Linked DNA regions of Mus musculus: all the other regions are linked to region 3. A link is a loop called in an ENCODE intact Hi-C map of the cell type or tissue named here. Cell type or tissue: heart. All regions are shown on one strand. Region 1 overlaps Dnm3 (dynamin 3). Region 2 holds the start of Eef1aknmt (EEF1A lysine and N-terminal methyltransferase). Region 3 has its middle 7.2 kb from the start of Myocos. Region 4 holds the start of Vamp4 (vesicle-associated membrane protein 4).

Region 1 (5,000 bases), 310 kb after region 3:
TGATCCCCAGGAACTCTAGTTACTGATACATGAGTTACCATGTGTGCGCCTGGAACTGAACCCAGGTCCTCTGCACAAGCAGTAAGTGTTCTTAACTACTCAGCCATCTCTCCAGCCCATAAACCAAACCAAACCAAACATTTATTTTACATTTATTTCATAGTGTGTTCTTGTATGTTTGCATTTTTGTGTGTTCCTGTGTGTTTGTATTTTTTGTGTGTTCGTGTGTGTGTGTGTGTGTGAGAGAGAGAGAGAGAGACACACACATATACACACACACACACACACACACACAGAGAGAGAGAGAGAGAGAGAGAGAGAGAGAAGATAATTTGAGGATATAGGCCCTCTTCTACTGTAAGGGTTCCAGGATCAAACTCAGGTCATCAGCCTTAGCATCACTGAGCCATCTAGCTGGCTCCAGAAATGTTTTCAGTCACTGACTTGAGACATGCATGACAAGTTCTCACCCTCAAGGGTGGATGTCACCCCCCCCCCATCAGCCTCACTCCAACCTGCTGTTTCCTTCCACTTTATGGATGGGCTGCTGGGGTTGTCTTGTTCTTTCTGGCCTCTCACTGCCTCTTCCCTGAGACACAGCTTCAGCATCTCCTGCTTCTTGCTCTTACGTTGTCACTTCTCCTGTAACACTCGACAGAAGCTGTCAGTGTTCACCTGTGAACACGCTGTTTGTTTGCATGTATCCCAGGGCGCTCTCTTGACTTCACATTCTGTCCCAGACTCAGGCCACAGTTCTCTTGCTTTCACAACAAAACTCCTTAACAGCGTTGCTGATCATCGGTCTCTACTTCCTGGCTTTTTGCTTTCCTATAATCCCAAATGAGTTATCCTTTCTCCCACACTTCCACTGTGGCTTCTTACTAATGTCCTGAAGGACCTGGAAGGTCTTCACCTTTCTATTGGACTTCAGCTCACCTCTCTTGAGTTTTCTCTCAGCCCTCCACCTCTGTTTCCGATTACCACACCGGGGCCCAGTGCCCTGAGCCTTTCTGAATATAACGAGTTCCAAATATATATGTTTATCTAGCTCAGACTTCTCCCTGCATGACAGACTCTAGGAATGTAGCCCCAGAGGCATTTCTGTGCTAATTAGAAAAAGCTACCTTGTTGTTTTGGCTGCAAGCTCTTGGCTGCCATCTTCTGGGGGAGTCTGCAGCATCCACACACACTGGATTAAACTGAACCAACTGCATTGGTACAACCCTCATCGGGAGTAGATGCCCTGTGTGTGTGTGTGTGTGTGTGTGTGTGCGCGCGCGCATGCATGTGCATGCTCACATGCAGCTCAGTGAGTTCCCACCTTGGACTCCTCATTTCTGCCTCCTTCCCCATCCTGTCCCAGGCCCTTCCTTCCAGTTTCTTCTACTTCAGAATTCTTCTGATTGCTGAGGTGGATTCCTGTGAAGCCACTGTTAGCACCCTCTTCTCCTGCAGCCCAACGGGAACCCATCAGTAGATCATCTTCTCTTCCCTTCAGAGTATGTTAGAATTCAACCATTTCTCAACTCTTTGGTGTCCAAGAGTTGCTCCAAGCCCCTTCTGCTATTACTTGGATTATTATAGTGTCTGCTTCCTCTAGCTCCCCATTGTGTCCCCCTTAATCCAGCATCCAGTGCCACTCATTTCAATGTCTTCATATTTTCTCCCTAGCCCCTGTCCCTCTGTAGTCTACATTATCACTCAGGGTAAGCACAAAGTCCCCTAGAATGAATGGCTCTCCATCATCCGAGCCTGCTCCTACCTCCAACCACAGCTGCCTTCATTCTCCTCTCTAGCAAGCTCAGCATGCCGTGACTGCAATCACTCTGTCTAAATGCTCTTACACACAGAGATAGCTTGCTCCCTCCTGTTCTTCAATTGTTGCTCAAATGCCACTTTATCATATCAAAGAAGCCTCAAAATATTGCTCCAGAATTCCCCACAATATCCAGCCCCCCTGTCTTCCCAGCCCCCCATGTCTTTCCAACCCCCCTGTCTTTCATTGTCTCTGCCACTCTTGCCAACTGGCAGGTACACAGGTACACATTGCTACCACGTAGCTTCATTACATAGTGACCTTGCGAGCAGTGGTTTTCTTCCCCCTCTGTTAAGCCTCAGTTTCTGCAAGTAGATTTTAAAGAGGATTCTTCAATTAACTAAGTATAAATAAAGACATCGCAGAATCCATTTGTGGGACACAAAGGTTTCTGATAATCCTGCACGCAGAAACTCTCCAAGTTCTAGGATAAAGGTATTTTCTGGAGTCCAGAAGTGAATTTAAATCGAAATTGGCAACCTCAGTGATTTTCTAACCTTCTGGAAGGACGCTGGCTGGGTTCCTGCAGAAAGAGCGAGTAGGTGCCATCTAGTGGTGACCAAGGAGACCCGCTTTGTGCTACACAAATTGTCAGTGGTAAGTTTTTATTAATTTAACTGACAATTTGACACAATTGTGTAATATATTATAAACATATTCAATCCTTCTGGCTCTCTTTTATCCCCCCTCATACGCCTAAAGACATTACTCTTCTCAACCAGTCTCTTGTACTTTCGTGACATATTATCACATGAAGGTCCTGTACAACCACCCCAGCTGCTACGCTTCACGACTCCATCAACCACAGCATATCCAGAAGACAGTGTTTTATAGACCCCCCCCCAGGTCTTATGGACTTCCCTCCCCTTTTCCATGATGCACCCTCGGTCTTAGAGGGTATGACACAGGGCCAAGCAGTCAACAGTCATTTATTCTCTGCAGTTTGACCAGTTATTCTACTCAGATTTACTAACAGGTGAAGGAAGATGTGGCCACAAGAGAGACCCTAGGAGCTTCTGATAGTAACAGCACAGTGGCAGGTGCTCAGGTGTGCGTTTTCCAAGGATTATACCAGACTGGAATATAGAGAGTTTTATTTTATTTTATTTTTAGATTACTTTCTACTTCTCCACTGTGTTTGGGGGATCAAACTCAGGGCCTTGCCCATGGTCAACACCCATACATCACTGAACTAGATATGAACCATTTCTCATATTAATATTATTTATTTATTTGAAATCTGATTTTTTTCTTTTTCTTCCTGTTCGTGGGCCTTATACTTACCTTCAAATGCTCACATTCCTGCAAGTGAAAGGATAATGATATGAAGGCCCCATCTTGTGGTGCTGTAGGGAAAACAAAGTGATCTCTTCAGGACAGATGCCAAAGCTCTATAAACCGTTACTGGGTGTTCACCAACATCTAGACGATGCACAGCCTGAGCTAGTTTGGTATTTTGCAGAGAACAGAGACTGATTGTCATATGGAGAACCTAAAGAGGACAGAAATTTTGTCGACACATCTTGACAGGAAAGACAGCAATTCTGCTAGGTTGTGATTGTCACGCTAGCATTTGGGAAGCAAGGTCATTCAAAATATTGGTGGCTTGAAGCAGAACTCCTTAGTCTCCTTCAGGAGTCCTTGTTTCACTCCCCTTGCTGGGGAGGAGATGGGAACTGTCTGTCTGCTGTTAGAAGATGGGAACAGTGGTCAGATAAGCAAGGGCAGGTGATGAGAGCCCCAAGAAGGAGGTGACTTCTGAGAAGACATTCAGATTAGTCCCTGGTCTTCCCCACTTGCCAGACTTTTGTCATTCAGCACTAGAAGGCAATGGTTGAAACAATGGAATGAGAGAAGGAAACTGACGTTATGTAAGCATAAAGAATTATTTTCCAATTAAAACTGATTTTTAAGCCCTCAAATAAGAGGTTAAATCTTTCGTTCACCCTCAGAGAATGGTTCCAGACAGAAGCCTCTGCCAGGGATCTGTTGATGTAATGAAGACTCTGATTTCTTCTTTCTTCATATACAGCACGAATTTCTTCCCACACTTCAGTTGTTCCCGCTCCACTTCCTGTCCTTTCCCACGTCTCTATCTCTGCATGTCCTAGCATTTTAAGTGCAGACTCATACCTCCTCCACAAAGCCTGTGTTAGCTTTACATTCTCAGTGGTTTCTCAAGGCAATGCTAAGGTGCTTGATAAAGAGGGACCACATTCTAAAACGACATCCCCATTGGTTTTGGCCAGTTTTAGTAGATGGATCTTCAATGTCTCTGGCAAAAAATGTAGAGAAGATGTCTATCCTTAGCTTAAGTATCCACTGGGCTCAAGATGCTCAGCCTTATTATATGTTTGGTGGAACATTTCTTCAGCTTGGAGCAATGAAAATATCTTCCAAGATTTGTTTAGTGTTACAGCTCTTGTAAAGTTTTGTTTTCACAGATATCTTCAGAAGTGGGCATCAAAACTGACGGTATAGCAGCTGGAAAGTGTTGGCAGACCTTGTAATTCCAGTGTTTAGGAGGCTGAGGCAGGAGTTTGAGACCATCTGGGGATACATAAAAAAATTTTGACCAGCTTGGACTATATAGCCAGACATTGTTTCAAAAAAGATGAAATGAAAATAAATTAAAACAAAACAAAAACAAAAAAAACCCAAAACAAACAAAAAAAGCCAAACAACCAATCAAACAACTGTAGGCAAATATTTTTGATATAATACTTTGTCTATTTTTTCCTGAGAAAACTTCTATATATGCAAACTGATATGGTATTTTGAATAGTATGTTGCTAAATCTAATATACTACATTTTAAAAGAGTTGAGCAAATACTGTTTCTAAGTCACCTTGCTCCTGAAGTTGTGTTTGTGTAACAGCCTTCATCCTAAGGGGATGGTGATGTTGAAAGAGGAGATGTCAGTAGTACAGTGTTAGTGGGGAGGTCTTGCGTGCACTCCAGATCTAAGGTTTTAAATAGCAGGGTGCCATGTTTTGTTTGGTCTATCATTTAGGCAGCCACAATTACGTCTAACCATTTGTTAGGCTTGATGGTGCAGGGACTTCTTATAGGACTTCACTGTTACGCAAAAATTAGCAAATTTGCCATTTTTTAGGGCATCATTATTCTTAGTAACTGCTGAGTTGTTTTGATAGCTGAGGAATAACATTGGTAATTTGATTTT
Region 2 (5,000 bases), 120 kb after region 3:
TCTAGTGTCCCCTTAATTTGTCCTGCCTTTCTATCCTGTCTCACACCATATCCATTTTCACTCATGACTCAATTACATTTTAAAGTAGTGGTTTACAAGGGGCAAGCCTTCAAGGATCTGACAGTAGCTCAGAGGTAACATCCGTAAAGCCTCACGTGGCAACTTGTTAGAAACAGACCTCTGGGTCTCACCACTGAACTAAAACATCAAAACTTTGGTGGTGGTGGTGGGGAGTGGGGGCTGGAGAGATGGCTCAGTGGTTAAGAGCACTGACTGCTCTTCCAGAGGTCCTAAGTTCAATTCCCAGCAAGCATATTGTGGCTCACAACCATCTATAAGGGGATCCAATGCCTTCTTCCGGTGAGTTTGAAGACAGTGACAGTATACTCATTTAAAATAAAACTTTGCTAGGGGTTGAGGGTGGGGCAATTCATCTGTGATGGTTTGTATATCTTTGATACAGTGATTGGCACTATTAGGTGTGACCCTGTTGGAGTAGGTATGTCTCTGTGGGTGTGGGATTTAAGATCCTCATCCGAGCTGCTTGGAAGCCAGTATTCTGCTAGCAGCCTTCAGATGAAGATGTAGAACTCTCAGCTCTGCCTGCACCATGCCTGCCTAGATGCTGCCATGTCCTCACCTTGATGATACTGGACTGAATCTCTGAACCTGTAAACGAGCCCCAATTAAATGTTGTTCTTTATAAGACTTGCATTGGTCAAGGTATCTGTTCACAGCAGTAAAAACCTAACTAAGACATCATCAATCTACTGAGATCCACAACTAGACAATGTGCAGAGACAGAGATTTTGGACACTGAGGTAGTTCGAACAGGAATGGCTCTCCTAGACATGTGTGCACTTGGAGCAATTCTTGATCCAAGGGGAGTGCACTATTAGGAGGTGAGTCTTTGTTGGAGTAGATGAGGCCTTGTTGGAGGAAGTGTGCCACTTTGTGGGTGGGCTTTGAGGTCTCATATACCCTAGCTATGCCCAGTATGACACACAGTCTCCTTTTGTTGCCTTCAGATCAAGATGTAGAACTCTCTGTTACATCTCCAGCACCATGTCTGCCTGTATATTTCCATGTTTCCTGCCATGATGATAAAGGATGAAACCTGTAAACTGTAAGCCAGCCCCAATTAAATATTTCTCTTTATAAGAGTTGCTGTAGTCATGGTGTCTCTTCATAGAAAATCCTAACTAACACAGACACTGAGTCCTAAATAGGATGCCTTCATCAAACCCTTCCCCTCTGTGGTCAGGGAGCTAGGCAGAAGAGAAGACAGACAGAATCTAAGGGCAGACCCCTCTTAGATGGATGATTCTAAGGAACCAGTGTCTTCCAGACATAATACAACTGATGCACATGTGAGTGACCTCCCAGAGATGGTGGCAGCATGCACAGAGCCTGCACAGGTCCAAGCCACAGGGGAGCCAACCCTGAATGGGGAAGTGGGCACTGGCATTAGTACCTAACAAGAAGTTACTTGTATTTGATAGCAGCTTGCAAATGAAAAGTTAAATTTCATTTCACACTTAAGGTTAGGCCCCATGCCCAGCAATAGATGGCTAACACAAAACAGACTCAAGGGTATTTTTGTAGACTTTTTAGTCTCATATTGCTTAGTTTGGACATGTTAGCCTTACTGGTCTTTTGCCTGTATATTATGGTTTTTAATCTTGTGGGTTTTTTTTTTTTTTTTTGGTAGAAGTAATTTTTTTAAAGAATTTATTTATTGATTGTATGTATATGAGTACACTGTCGCTGTCTTCAGATACACCAGAAGAGGGCATCGGATCCCATTAGAGATGGTTGTGAGCCACCACGTGGTTGCTGGGAATTGAACTCAGGACCTCTGGAAGAGCAGTGAATGTTCTTAACCGCTCAGCCATCTCTCCAGCCCTAATCTTGTGTTTTGATGGGTAGTTTTTCTGTTTTTTTTCTTCATTCATTTATTTATTTTTTTAATTCTGTGTGTTTTGGGCTGGAGAGATGGCTCAGAGGTTAAAAGCACTGGGTGCTCTTCCAGAGGTTCTAAGTGTTCAATTGCCAACAACCACATGGTGGCTCATAACCATTTATAATGAGATCTGGTGCCCTCTTCTGGCATGTAGGCATACATGCAGGCAAAACACTAATATTTTATTGTTTATTATTATTAGTTGTAGTGGTAGGTTTTTTGTTTTTTTTTTTTGTTTGTTTGTTTGTTTTGTTTTTTGTTTTTTGACACATGGTTTTTCTGTGTAATAAGCCCTGGCTGTCCTGGACTCGCTTTGTAGACCAGACTGACCTCGAACTTAAGAGATCCACCTGCTTCTGTTTCCCAAGTGCTGGTATTAAAGGCATGGCACCACACCTGGCATAAATAAATAAGTCTTAAAAAAATACTGTGTGTTTTATTTAGAGAGAAAGGTCACGGAGTTGAGGAGGTGGGGAAGAGCTGAGACAAGTCGGGAAAGAAGAAACCACTACCAGATTATATCATATGAAACTTTTTAAAAATAAAAACAAGTCCAATAGACGATTCTGTAATGTTTGAAGATGACTTTAAAACTTATGTCTACTCTAACTGTTCCGTGTCTGTGCTAGCACTGTGTGTATAGGCTGTGAAAAAGAATCTCTGGAAAGGAGCTGTGTCCTCAAAGGCTCATTGATTTCAACGTCAATGATGTGAAGCCGTTGAAAGGTTGCATGCAGTTCCAGAGCCAAATTTTCCTAGAACATCTTCCGGTCCTTTAGTAGTTATTTAGTACTTGGCAACATCTTTTGTGACCCTTAGGTAAGACCTTTGGAAAGTATGAAGAGACCTCTAGGTTTTCTTGTGGTTGCAATCATCTTACAATATACTCACCAATGTATTTGTAAGTGTCCCGTTTTACTACTTTCTGTGTTGTTACTATAAAAGTTCATGCAATTGCTACCTCATGGGAACATGGTATTTGAGGAAGCTAAATCTGTGTTCCTGGGCTATGGCCAGTCATATCTGGGCTCCATCTCTTATTCCTTTAACGCGAGAGCTGTTTCTTTCATCGTCTCTTCAAAACAGCTCTTCACTAGGAACTTCCTTGGGATATTTTCATAAAACGATCATTTAAAAGGATGGTATTGTTCATCAGACACATAAACTATGTCTTTACAACTGTCATCAGAATGACAATTTAAGGACTCCAATGATAAAATGAGCATCTTCATAATGAATGGTTACTGTGTTTTGAGAGGCAGGGAAGGGAGGCACTTCGGTTAAGTCTCCTGATATTCACCGTTGTTACTGTATTAATAGCAGGGCTCTGTATTTTGGAGTAGAAAAAGCAGTCATTTTCCTCTGAATTGACCAAGAACGGTGGCAAAGTGATTCCGGGAAGAGGAGATGAGCTCACATTTTCCTGAGGAAGGGGTTTCTAGCTGAGACTCCTGCTCCTGCGCAGGTCAGCTCCCGTTGCCCCTCGCGCTCTCAGCTGGGGATAGAGCGCAGCTCACAGAGGCTGCGCGCGCAGCCCCGCCCGGTTCCACGAAGCAAGCCTCTTCTGCCCGGAGTCCCGCAGGAAGTCCCGCCCGCTCCGCCTGCCCAATCACGAGACCTCTTACCCGGATATGGTTTCTAGGTTCTGAGTGTAGCTGCGGGAGTGTGTGGCTGCTGCACGTGGGGCGCGGACCGAGGGTGAAGAAAAACAAGGGGGGCGGCAGCGGCGCGTGGCCAGCTCAGTGGTTCGTCCGCGCGTCTGCTGCACAGGGCCCGGTTCGGTTGGGTTTTGCGTGCAGAACAAATCTATGGTGCCTGTAGTGGCTAAGATTCCCGCCGCTGCTGCCTCCCGGTGCTTCCCGGGGTGATCTGTCACCAGGAGCAGTGTCGAAGACGCCGCTCACGGTGGGAACATGAATCTCCTACCTAAAAGCTCCAAGGAGTTTGGCTCTGCCGACTACTGGGAGAAGTTCTTCCAGCAGCGAGGGAAGACAGCTTTCGAGTGGTATGGGACCTATCTGGAGCTGTGCGAGGTGCTGCACAAATACATAAAGCCCAAGGAAAAGGTATGGCGTGCAGCCAGTCCCTTGTGGGGACTGAAGATAGCAATCCTAAGTTTAGGAGGCAGGAGGCAGGCAGGCGTGGGGACCCCACTCAGATCTATCATTTTAGGATTCTGCCCAGCATCTTGGCTAAGTGGCAACCTTAAAGATAGCCATTTAAAAGTAAAGATTTTCAGTTAAAACTTCATCCTTAACCCGTTTTGGAATAGTGGCTTCGTCAGTAGACTGAAAGGGTGTTGTGTCACTGTGCACACGTGTGGAATAGGTAGCGTCGTGGGACTTTATTGGTGTATATGTTTATTAAGTCACTGCCGAGTGCTCATCAAATTTCAGGCTTTGTGCCCAGCCCTCAAGCTACAGGAGCAGGAAGCCACAAACACAAGTTAAATTCCAAGTTAAATAGGTGTGGACGAGTTGGAGCTTCGGTAGGGAAGGAGACTTAAGGTCTGCTATGCTCGGGCCTTTTATCTCAACAAATTCAGGCGGGTAGTTGTGCACTTATTTTTTTCAAGTGACTGTTGGAGGCCATGCATGTAGTAGGTGGTCAAATAGAGATTTAAAAGCAGGTCTGTCTGGCTCCAGGGCATATCACTTCTCATGGAACTATGCTTTGCCCTCTAGAGACGGTGACAACAGAATTTTTGAAAGATGAATGGAGGAATGTGCCACAAAGAGAAACAACAATTCGTATTTTTAAGTTTGGCTTCAAGTAGTAAATAGCATGAGATAGACTCTGGGATGGGAGCAGGCTCCAAATCCTCACAAACTAGTTTGTTGTCTGAGGAAATAGGAAGTATGAGCAGTTAGAAACAGTTCTGTCACTCAGCCTATATTTTTAACGGTTTAAAAAAACAAAAACAAAAATGAGGATGCAACTGGTGTTTTGGATTTTGTAACTTCCTACAAACTTCAAGACAAAGATTTCCTTATTTTATTATGTAGATGTGTGTTTGCCTGCCTGAGTTTCTGTGCAT
Region 3 (5,000 bases):
AGTGGATCTCCTGGCTGGGGTAGTGTATGCCTTTAATCCCAGCATTTCTGAGGCAGAGGCAAATGGATCAAAAGTCTAAGGCTGGCCTGTTCTACAAAGTTAGTTCTAGGACAGCCAGAGGTATACACAGAGAAACCCTGTCTCTAAAACAAAAACCCTCAATGGATCAAGTAGGAGAAGGACACGGGTAAAGTGTCATTGTGCTAGCAATAAAGGAAAATTATAACTGCAACTTTCAAGACCATGACTGAGAGAGATCAAGCCTGAGTCTTTGGTATAGAAGAAAAACGTATTCAGCGAAATAGTAGCAGAAAATCCCTCAAATCTAGGAAAAGATGAATACTAAGAGGCATTAAAACCCCAAATAGGGACCAATGAGATGGCTCAACAGTTAACACTGGCTACTCTTCCAGAGATCCTGAGTTCAATTCCCAGCAACCACATGGCGGCTTACAAACATCTATAAAGGGATAAGATGCCTTCTTCTGACATGTAGATATACATGCAGATAGAGCACTCTTACATTTAAAAGTATATATAGACTAGGGGGCTGGAGAGATGTCTCAGTGTTTAAGAGTACTGTCTGCTCTTTGAGAGGTCCTGAGTTCCCAGCAACCACATGGTGGCTCACAACCATCTGTAATGGGATCTTCTGGCATGCAGGCATATATGCAGATAGAGCCTCATATATAAAATAAAAAAATAAATAAAATCTTTTAAAAATAGACTAAAGAAATAGACTCTCCTTGTCACACAATTAAAATTCTGTTGTAGCTCTGATAATAGAATGCTGCAAAGAGAAGCAATAAGCTAAAAAGGCAAATTCACTAGAATTACATGAGTGGAAACCCTAAAAGTCAAGGACATGTAGAATAATTGATTTTAAGCTCTAAGAATAAATAGCTGACAAACTTATTCAACAAAGGTATCTTGGAGTCTTTAGAAAATAAGGAAATTCCAAGAGAAAGACAAATTAAAGCAGCCCTTGACACTAAAACAGCATACAGGAGAGGCACTTGCTGGAAACCTATGCACAGAGGAGGAATTCGCGCTCAGAAAGGAAAGATCTCATGAGAAGAATAGCCATAAGAATTAGAAAATAATCAAACAACAAATTGGTAAAGCCAGTATTTTAGTCAGGGTTCTTTAAATGAACAGAACTAAGAAAATGAATAAGTAAATATATATTCATGTATGTGGGATTTATTAGACTGGCTCACAGGGTGTGTCACCATGCAAAGGCTAAGAATTTCATAGGTGTTCAGCCTACAGGCAGGACATCTCAGCCATCCCAATCTGGCTTTGGAGTCCTGGAGGAGTTCTGAAGAGCTCCTGTCTTCAGTGTGTTCTGGAATCCTGAAGCTGGGTTTACTACTGGCAGCACCCACATAGACGAACTTGCCAGCGAGGATGGGGGCAAGCACAGTCTGGATGGACTCCATGACTTTAACAGGAAAACATGAAGTTGGGAGGTGGGTTGGGTCTGGGAGGAGATGGGGGGAGTAGTAGAGATGAATAGGATTTTTAAAAAATGTACATGTGTATGAAATTCTCAAAAAAATAATAAAAATGTTTTAACCAAGAGTTGATCTTTGAAATGGTGAACAATATTAGTAAACTCTTAACTAAATAAATAAAAGTCATCAATACAATTAAGAAATAAACATAAAAGACATCAGGATAAGAGGGGAGGAAAGGAGACTATTTAAAAGAGCTTCAGAAACCCACAGCAAGGAAGAAGGAGAAGAAAGGAGGAGGAGGAGGAGGAGGAGGAGAAGCTGCTGTTGTTGAAAACTTGAGAGAAACATGAGAGAGATGTACCAGAGAGAAGAAAGTGAACAGAACACAGCCCCAGCCAGCAGGCTCCCAGAATGCAGGAAGGGAACAGAAATCTCATTTAAAGGGTAAGCCGCTCAGCCTTGTGCAGTTCACCAGAGAGGCCATAGCTCTAAATCCTCCTCAAACACAGTTGCAGAGTGCTCTGACTGGCAGAATAATCAACAGTGGAAAGTTCTTGCTCCAAAGGCTGTGGCCAGGGGTCAGCTTGAAAGACAGCCTATTGCTTCGAATTGAGCTATCCTAAGGACTTGAGACCAGAGAACAGTCTGCGTGAGACAGCTCGGGAAACAGCTGGGGGTGAGGGGTGCTGGGCAATGACAAAGTGGGGAAGTAGAAGTCATAGGAAGTTAATCCATTTCTGCAAGCGCAATGTCTAGGTCCCACCCTCAGTGCCTGGGATAAGACCTCATCCACTGAGAAAACTGCAGACTGATCATCCAGAGCCTGACGTTAGCCCGTGGATCAGCAACTGGCGCCAGAGAACTCCGAAGCGGGTCATGTGACATCCTTAGGCACATCCCTCTAGAAGGGTTAATTCGTGCTTGGTGGGTTTTGAAACTACAAAGAAAAGTGTGTCCATCCATATTTTGGTACTGTAATTGTTTCTCACCCTCCCCCTCACCCTCCCCCTCCCCCTCCCCTCCCCCTCTCCTCCCTCTCCCTCTCCCTCTCCCTCTCCCAAACCCCCAGGTGAAATGTTAGCTACTGCTTGTGCCCTACAGAGGAAATCTACAGGAGGAAAGGGAGGCCCAGCCCAGACCATACGCTGCAAAGCTGTGTGACCAGCAGAGGTCAGTAGTACATAAAGAAGGGAAGCTACTAAGGGCGAAGCCTGTCGAGGCCTCTGTTGATTATGTGTTTACCCAATATAGGCGAACGACAGCATGAATACCAAATTCAACTGACCCTCTTCCCCGCCCCACCACCATCACCTTGAATACAGAAGTAATCCCGACGTTTCATCTGTTATTCTTTTTGTCCCTTGAGTTTAAGATTTATTTTTATTTCATGTGCATACAAGCTTGCCTGCATGTATGTATGTGAATATTGTGTCCGCCTGGTGCCCCAAGAGATCCTGGAACTGGAGTTACAAGCAGTGTGCGGCTTTATGGGTTCTGGGAACCAAACATTGATCCCCTGGCAAAAGCAGCAAGAGCTTTAATCACTGAACACCCCTCTCTCTGTCTCTGTCTCTCTGTCTGTCTGTCTCTGTCTGTGTCTGTCTGTCTCTCTCTCTCTCTCTCTCTCTCTCTCTGTGTGTGTGTGTGTGTGTGTGTGTGTGTGTGTGTGTGTGTGTGTGTGTGTGTGTTTGAGGAAGGATTTCTCTGTGTAGCCCTAGCTGTCCTGGAACTTGCTAAGTAGACTTGTGTGGCTTCCAACTCAAAGATCCACCTGCCTCTACCTCCTCAGAGCAGGGATTAAAAGTGTGCACTACCAACCTGGTGTGAACCGTCTCTTAAGCACCCTGTTATCATCATCATCATCGCCGCCACCGCCACCATAATATTTTAAAGACTCTTATGTTTTCTTTCTATTCATCTTTATACATTTGTCTACTCGTTAGTAGGCAAACGTTTAGTTGTTGTTGTTTGGGGGGGGGGCTTTTTGGCCTTCTGTTTTCACACTTTCCCTTTATGCTTTTAGTACTATTACAGTCTTGCCCCACTCTAGGCTTTTAAAACTTTGTGGGTTTTTCCCCCCTTCTTACATTCATGTAATTGGGGTTATGGACTTCTCTCATTATTGGGGATTTTACATTCTTTTTTGATGTCTTGAGCTTTTTCCTCTCCTTCAGAGCTTTCTGTTCTGTCTCTTCTCACATGTTTGCTTCATTTCTTTCCCCTCTCCCTGCCAGGCTCCTTTATGTTGTCCATGTGTGCTTCCATGTCATGTACACTTTGACGTTGTTGCTTTTGAAGCCAGTTGATTCCTCTATTCTGCTGCGGGAGGTTTACCCCTCAAGAGTAGAGCAGGCTACTCCGTAAGAAAAATACACAAAGAAAATTGGAGGGGATAACCAGACCAACAAGGAGGAGGAAGGGAAGGAGGGGAGAGAGGGAGAGAGAGGAGGAGGAGGAGGAGGAGGAGGAGGAGGAGGAGGAGGAGAAGAAGAAGAAGAAGAAGAAGAAGAAGAAGAACAAGAACAAGAACAAGAACAAGAACAAGAAGAACAAGAAGAACAAGAACAAGAAGAAGAACAAGAAGAAGAACAAGAAGAACAAGAACAAGAAGAACAAGAAGAAGAAGAACAAGAAGAAGAACAAGAGGAAGAAGAAGAAGAACAAGAAGAACAAGAAGAAGAAGAACAAGAAGAAGAACAAGAAGAACAAGAACAAGAAGAACAAGAACAAGAAGAACAAGAAGAACAAGAACAAGAAGAAGAGGAGGAGGAGGAGGAGGAGGAGGAGGAGGAAGGAAGGAAGGAAGGAAGGATGGATAGATAGATAGTGTGGCTGGAGAGATGATCCAATGGTTAAGAGCACTGACTGCTCTTCCAGAGGCCCTGAGTTCAATTCCCAGGAACCACAGAATGACTCACAACCACCTGTAATGAGATCTGATGCCCTCTTATGGAGTGTCTGAGGACAGCTACAGTGTAGTCATATATATATATGGGTACTGACATCTCCAATACACTGGGGTGTTCCACTCAAACTAGGCTTCACCAATAGCCTCTCATAGGCTCTCTTTATGGTGACAAGCCTCAAATCCTTTGCATGACCCCTTCAGTCCTGGGCCATCAACTACAGCTGAGGCTATACCTTCACCAGTGGCCTTCCATGACCTCTCAAAGTGCCAAGCCTCAGCTGTTCTTCATGACACCTTCATGCCTTCAAAACCAGTACCACCTGGGTGATTCGTACACATTACCAAGTCCAGCTGCACCACGAGGTACAACCTTGGCTATCTCTGGAACACAGCTTCTTTGTGCTCCCAGAAAACAATTCCCAGAAGATTTTACCTCGGTGATGCTGGCCTCTTCATAATCACTGCTAATTCCTTAGCTCCAGCTAACCAGCATCAATTGTCCCAGTAGTTCCTTCCATTCTTAACTCTAGAGCCAGAGCCACATGGCTGAAGCTGCCGAGTTCTGCTGCTTACAGGAACTAGAGCATGATCCCCTTGTACTATTACATTATCACTGGCTTTATGTTTTCCAA
Region 4 (5,000 bases), 95 kb after region 3:
ATACTTGAGTATGCAACATAATCAAATTTTTCTAGGGGAGTGGCTATATGCAAATATACATTTCCAGTATTTTGGAGCAGATGATGACTGACTAAAAAAATCTATAAAAGCCTAAGATGCTTAGTACGTGCTAAACCCATGTATGCATCTTCAGTAACAGAAGCATTCTTAGCATCGAGTTACATAATGCATTTTCTTTTATTCTTGACACTTCTTTCAAGTAAGCATTAAGAAAATTTACTAAGATAACTGTGTTATGTCACACCACTCAAACAGACCAATAAGTGGCTATGCACTATCAGTTTTAATATTTAGTCATTTAGTTGCCATCGTGTTCTAGAACTCTGTTTTAGAAAGGTATCCTTTCTTATAACAACCTATCTTCTATAAAAAACAAACAAACATATTTAAATAATTTAGATATCAGTTTATTGATGGTAAGGCACTAAGAGAAGCCCGAATCAAAGTAATATCATTGAAGTCAGCTTCCTGTTGTTTTTAAACTAACAACTTCACTTATAACATAGCTGCTATCCATCCATGCATGAGTCACAGCCCTGGGGGTCTTTATTCCACATTACTTCCGTTAGAATCATCTGGCCCATTTTATTCCTTACATCTTAATCTCAGAATAAATTTCATGCAGAAATATTACAGAATGCACCGGGAAAAAGTTGATAAGGCAAGAACTGGAGAAAATGAGATTTAAACTGTATCTGGACGATATATTTATATCCTTGACAGCCCAAAAGAAACAACTGGCTGATAACAGATATTGATCTTAGCTAACAGCAAAAGCTGATCTTAGCCAACAGGAGAGAGGGATCAAGCAAATTCACAAAATGTCTTTACACGGTATGACACTAAAACGTAATGAGGAGTAAACCTCTTATTCAAGTTCTAAAATCCAAGCTATCAGTTTGAGGAAGGAAGCAAACTCAGGCTAGACAAATAAACAAACCACCAGCAAATCAGCAGATAGATAAACGAGCTACCCTGGAACTACCCGCAACTAATGATATTTACAGATTAAAAATAAGTAGCGTAAATAAACTGTACTCAGAAATCAGAGTTGACTCCATTCTGCCTACAGTTCCTCCTACCAAAAATATTCTTGTCGTTAACGTGTCTACGTAGTAAGAGTCATCGTGATGTCTTTCCACGTCGTGGATGGAACACCACACGGTTCACTGAAGTGTCAACATCGCACGACTCTTACGTGTACTTCCCCGCTTGCTCAAATCTCTCGTATGCATCTTCTGTAGTACGTTCTCTATTCCGTGGCTTTACATGTAACGCACTTCTAACCTGTTGTTTAATCTACACTGGCTTTTTACCTCGACAAAACAAGCTCTATTTCATTTCGCTAAAAAAGCTCGAATCTGGCTGGGCACGGCTTTCCTTTGCTCAGCCTCCATCCCCCTCGCCAGTTCTTCCTCATTTCTCATCTGCAGTCTCGGCTGGTAACAGTTCCACGCAAATCGTGACTGGAAATCTTACTCGCAAAACCTGTTACGTGTAAGGATTCACCTCCACCCCCGGGTCATTCTAAGCACAGCGGGGATGCGCGCTTTCTCCGAACCCCCGAGGAAGGACCTCAGGCGAGCCTCTCTGGCCAATTCCTCGGCTCCCTTCGCCGCCGCCACCCCAGGCCACGCACCCCGACATCTGCTCGGAACTCTGGCCCCCGACTCCCCGTACAGGTGCCCCCTCGGGAACAGCTCTCCCCCTGGAGGGCAACTCGATCTCAAAGCTCCTCGGCCGCCCCAGCCCCTCCCCAGTCCTCGCGCCCCTTCCTCAGGACACCCCGGGCCCCCGGCCTTCCCCACTCGCGACCCGACCCTCGCGCAGGCCGGTTCCCAGCCCCAGCGGACGTTGGGGGCGGTAGGCAGGGGCGTCGCCTGGCTTCCTGCCTGCTCAGGCGCGCCGGGGCGGGATACCTGCGGTCTCCGATGGGCTCCCGGCAGCAGTCCCTGCTGGCAGCGCAGGGCAGGCGGGGGAGGGAGCGGGAAGCGGAGGAAGAAGGGTGGGAGGGGGAAGGCCGAAGGCGCAGAGCCGCCACCGCTCCGCTCTGCTGCAGCGCCCCCGCTCATCGAGCGACTCGGCGCTCCGCCGCCTGGCGCTGGGCAGAGGGGGCGGGCTCAGGCGAGGGAGATCGAGCCGCTCGGTACTCCGAGTCCTGGAGAGGGCGCAAGGGGGCAGGCTCAGGCAACGGAGATCGAGCGTCTCGGCGCTCCGGGTCTTGTCTTCTGGCGGAGGGGACATGTTCAGGCAATGGAGACCCTGAGCGGGTCGATCGCTTCCGTCTTTCTTGAACCCGGGAGAATCCCCCGGGGTTGTGACGTTCAGATCCGATGGAGGAGCACGTGGGTTGTACATGGGATGAGTAGGGAACGCTGAGAAGTCTTTCAACTGGAGCTGAAAGGGTGACTAGGATGTAGGTCCCGTAGAAGATGCTACTTTGCGGGCTGTCTGAGGGACCTGAGTAAAAGGGGCCGCATGTGATAAAATATCTGTCTGATACCATTTACAAAATTGCTGAGGGTTACTCAGTTTCATTCCTTTTGCTTGTAGCCTAAATGGCAGGATCCAAACATAGGGATTCAGGCGGGAAACCACCCTTACATTGCCATTCTGCCAATAATTCATCTCCTTTACAGTCTCTGCTTGACATATTTATTTAAAGAAGTCTGGCGTTGATAGACTTAGTCCAAAACTGTAGAAATGTGTATTTCTTTTCTTTTTTTTTTTAATTTATCCTCCTCCAAGTCTTTTAAGCTTAATGGTTATTAGTCCTTTGTTAAGAGTTTTTAAACTGTGGGGAAATATATTGCCAGTTATTTGATAGACACAAAAATAAGAAAAGATGCTCAGGGACAAGAAAACAAACCGGAGGAGGAAAATTCCAGGAGAAAGCCCTCTTTCACCCGATCTTTAGTTAGGGTTGCTGTTGGGCTCACTGGTTGAGAGTTTTCTCCTCACAACTTGGCTGACTTGGACTGAAATGGCCTGCCCAGATAGAAGGTATCTTAGTCTGTGTCTCTGGCAGGGCATGGTAGTGAGATTATCACGGAGTCACTAGACAGCCCAGAGGTGGTCTTTTGTTTGTTTGTTTCTATTTATTTAATGTTTTTAAAAGATTTATTATGTGTATGGGTGTTTTTGGCTGCATGCATATATGTGCATACACTACTATGTGTATGCCTGATGCTCTTAAAGATCAGATGAGGACTTCAAATCCCCTGGGACTGGAGTTACAGGCTGTTGCAAGCTGCCATGTGGGTGCTAGGAATTGAACCTGGGTCGTTAACAAGAAGGATAAGTGCCTTTTCTCACTGAGCCGTCTCTCCAGCCCCTTCAGTTGATGATTTTATCCGTATATTTGCTTACTATGCCGAACTTCCTTGCCTTGTTTCCTTAGCTAGTTAATGTCCTTGTCTGTTAACAGCATAAGGAAATACGATAGTAGAGCTACAATGGACATGTCATTCATACATGCCTTATTATTCTTATGAGTAATCTGTTATTTTTCTTTGTATTTAGTCATAATGCCTTAATTTGGCTACTTATTTTGATTGCTTTTGGGCCAGGAACATATGCCCCCACTCTTCTTTAGTAATGTGGGAGAGACCCTTTGACTATCACTAGCATTTGTGAAAACTTAGGAAATGTGATTTCTATGGTCAGCGTGAGTATCTGTCTTATTTAGTGTTCTATTGCTGTGAAGAGACACTGTAACCACAGCAACCTTTATAAAAGAAATCATTTCACTGAGGCTAGCTTACAGTTCTGAGGTTTAGTCCATTATCAGCATGGCGGCATCAGGCAGACATGGTGCTGGAGAGGAGCTGAGAGTTCTATTTCTGGATCTGCAGGCAGCAGGCAAAAGAGACACTGGGCCTGGCTTGAACATTTGAAACCCCAAAGCCCACCCCAAGTGACACAGTTCCTCCAACAAGACCACATTTATTCCAACAAGAGCACACTTCCTAATCCCTGCCAAGTAGTGAGTGCCACTCCCTAATGACCAAGCATTCAAAGCTGTCAGCTTCCTGAGGCAATACTTACTCAAACCACCACAGTCACATATTACCAGTAAGTATGAATGATTACAAATATCTCTGTAACAAGAACTTAGAAACCACTTTCATTAAAAAGCACTGATCATTTGAATCCTTACTTGCTTGAACCCACAGGTAAATCAAGGTAGTATGAGAGGCAGGCATGGCTGCCTTCATTGTGTCTGTCTTCTTTACATTGACTCGGAATCCCACCAGACTCTGCATGCACACACGTTAACCACTCAAGTAGTGTCTTTCGCCTAGTGCTGTGGTTCTCAACCTGTGGGTCTCAACTCCTTTGGGAAGGGTATCAAGCAACCCTTTCACAGGGGTTGCCCAAGACCTTCGGAAAACTACAGATATTTACATCCTGATTTGTAATAGCAGCAAAATGACAGTTATGAAGTAGCAGTGAAATAATGTTATGGTTGGGGTCACCATAACATGAACGACTGTGTTAAAAGAGTGGCAGCATCAGGAAGGCTGAGAAGCACTGCTCTAGGAGAAAGGAAAGCATCCTAAAGGTGCTGGGCTTTGACACAGGGTCTTACTATGTAGCCCTGGCTGTCCTGGAACTTACTATGTAGATCAGGCTGGCCTCAGACTCACAGAGATCCATCTGCCTCTCTCTCTTAAATACTGGGATTAAAGGCAGGTGCAACCATAACCGGCCTGGACCCTTAGTATTTCTAGTGGCTGCCTTAGAAACAGCAGACAGCCAGAACAGTCAAGGACACAGTACCTACAGAGTCAACTAACCACCAGCCAAAGAGCATACGGGGGCTGGATCTCGGACTGTTAGACATGAGTCAACTAACCACCAGCCAGAGAGCATACGGGGGCTGGATCTCGGACTGTTAGACATTTGCAGCACAGAGGTGCAGCCTAGTCTTCACGTTGGTCTCCTAACAAATGGAGTGGCGGCTGTCTGTGACTCTG

What was found. A loop is a pair of places that touch in the nucleus more often than their neighbours do. Peaks named below come from ENCODE experiments on the same cell type or tissue, not always from the same donor. Only the 100,000 strongest peaks of a DNase experiment are listed, where the experiment ranks them.
Region 1: it touches region 3 in a loop (7-fold over the local background); 34 of 42 quality-filtered maps call a loop at or near these places.
Region 2: it touches region 3 in a loop (7-fold over the local background); 27 of 42 quality-filtered maps call a loop at or near these places.
Region 4: a loop joins it to region 3, with 2.5 times the contacts of the local background. A loop is called at or near these places in 9 of 42 quality-filtered maps.

What each region holds. Positions count from the first base shown.
Region 1 is chr1:162,355,598-162,360,597 of GRCm38, reverse strand. The region is part of intron 2 of Dnm3 (dynamin 3); the gene reads left to right. Among named protein-coding and RNA genes, the nearest start is that of Gm39688, 22 kb to the left of the region's middle. In heart, CTCF peaks have their summits at 1,151 (motif pointing left) and 2,368 (motif pointing left); no DNase peak of the experiment used is centred here.
Region 2 is chr1:162,547,133-162,552,132 of GRCm38, reverse strand. It overlaps Eef1aknmt (EEF1A lysine and N-terminal methyltransferase), which reads left to right and starts at 3,788. Exons shown (of 8, transcript NM_144877.1): 1 at 3,788-4,029. The coding sequence starts at 3,877. In heart, a CTCF peak has its summit at 2,103 (motif pointing left); a DNase peak (open chromatin) is centred at 3,562; H3K4me3 peaks cover 2,151 bases; H3K27ac peaks cover 1,254 bases.
Region 3 is chr1:162,662,934-162,667,933 of GRCm38, reverse strand. It overlaps a transcript of Myocos not described here. Among named protein-coding and RNA genes, the nearest start is that of Myocos, 7.2 kb to the right of the region's middle. In heart, a CTCF peak has its summit at 2,633 (motif pointing right); a DNase peak (open chromatin) is centred at 2,623; H3K4me3 peaks cover 1,131 bases; H3K27ac peaks cover 712 bases.
Region 4 is chr1:162,567,721-162,572,720 of GRCm38, reverse strand. It overlaps Vamp4 (vesicle-associated membrane protein 4), which reads right to left and starts at 2,206. Exons shown (of 8, transcript NM_001356527.1): 1 at 1,941-2,206. In heart, CTCF peaks have their summits at 1,967 and 2,169 (motif pointing right); a DNase peak (open chromatin) is centred at 2,130; H3K4me3 peaks cover 2,615 bases; H3K27ac peaks cover 1,787 bases.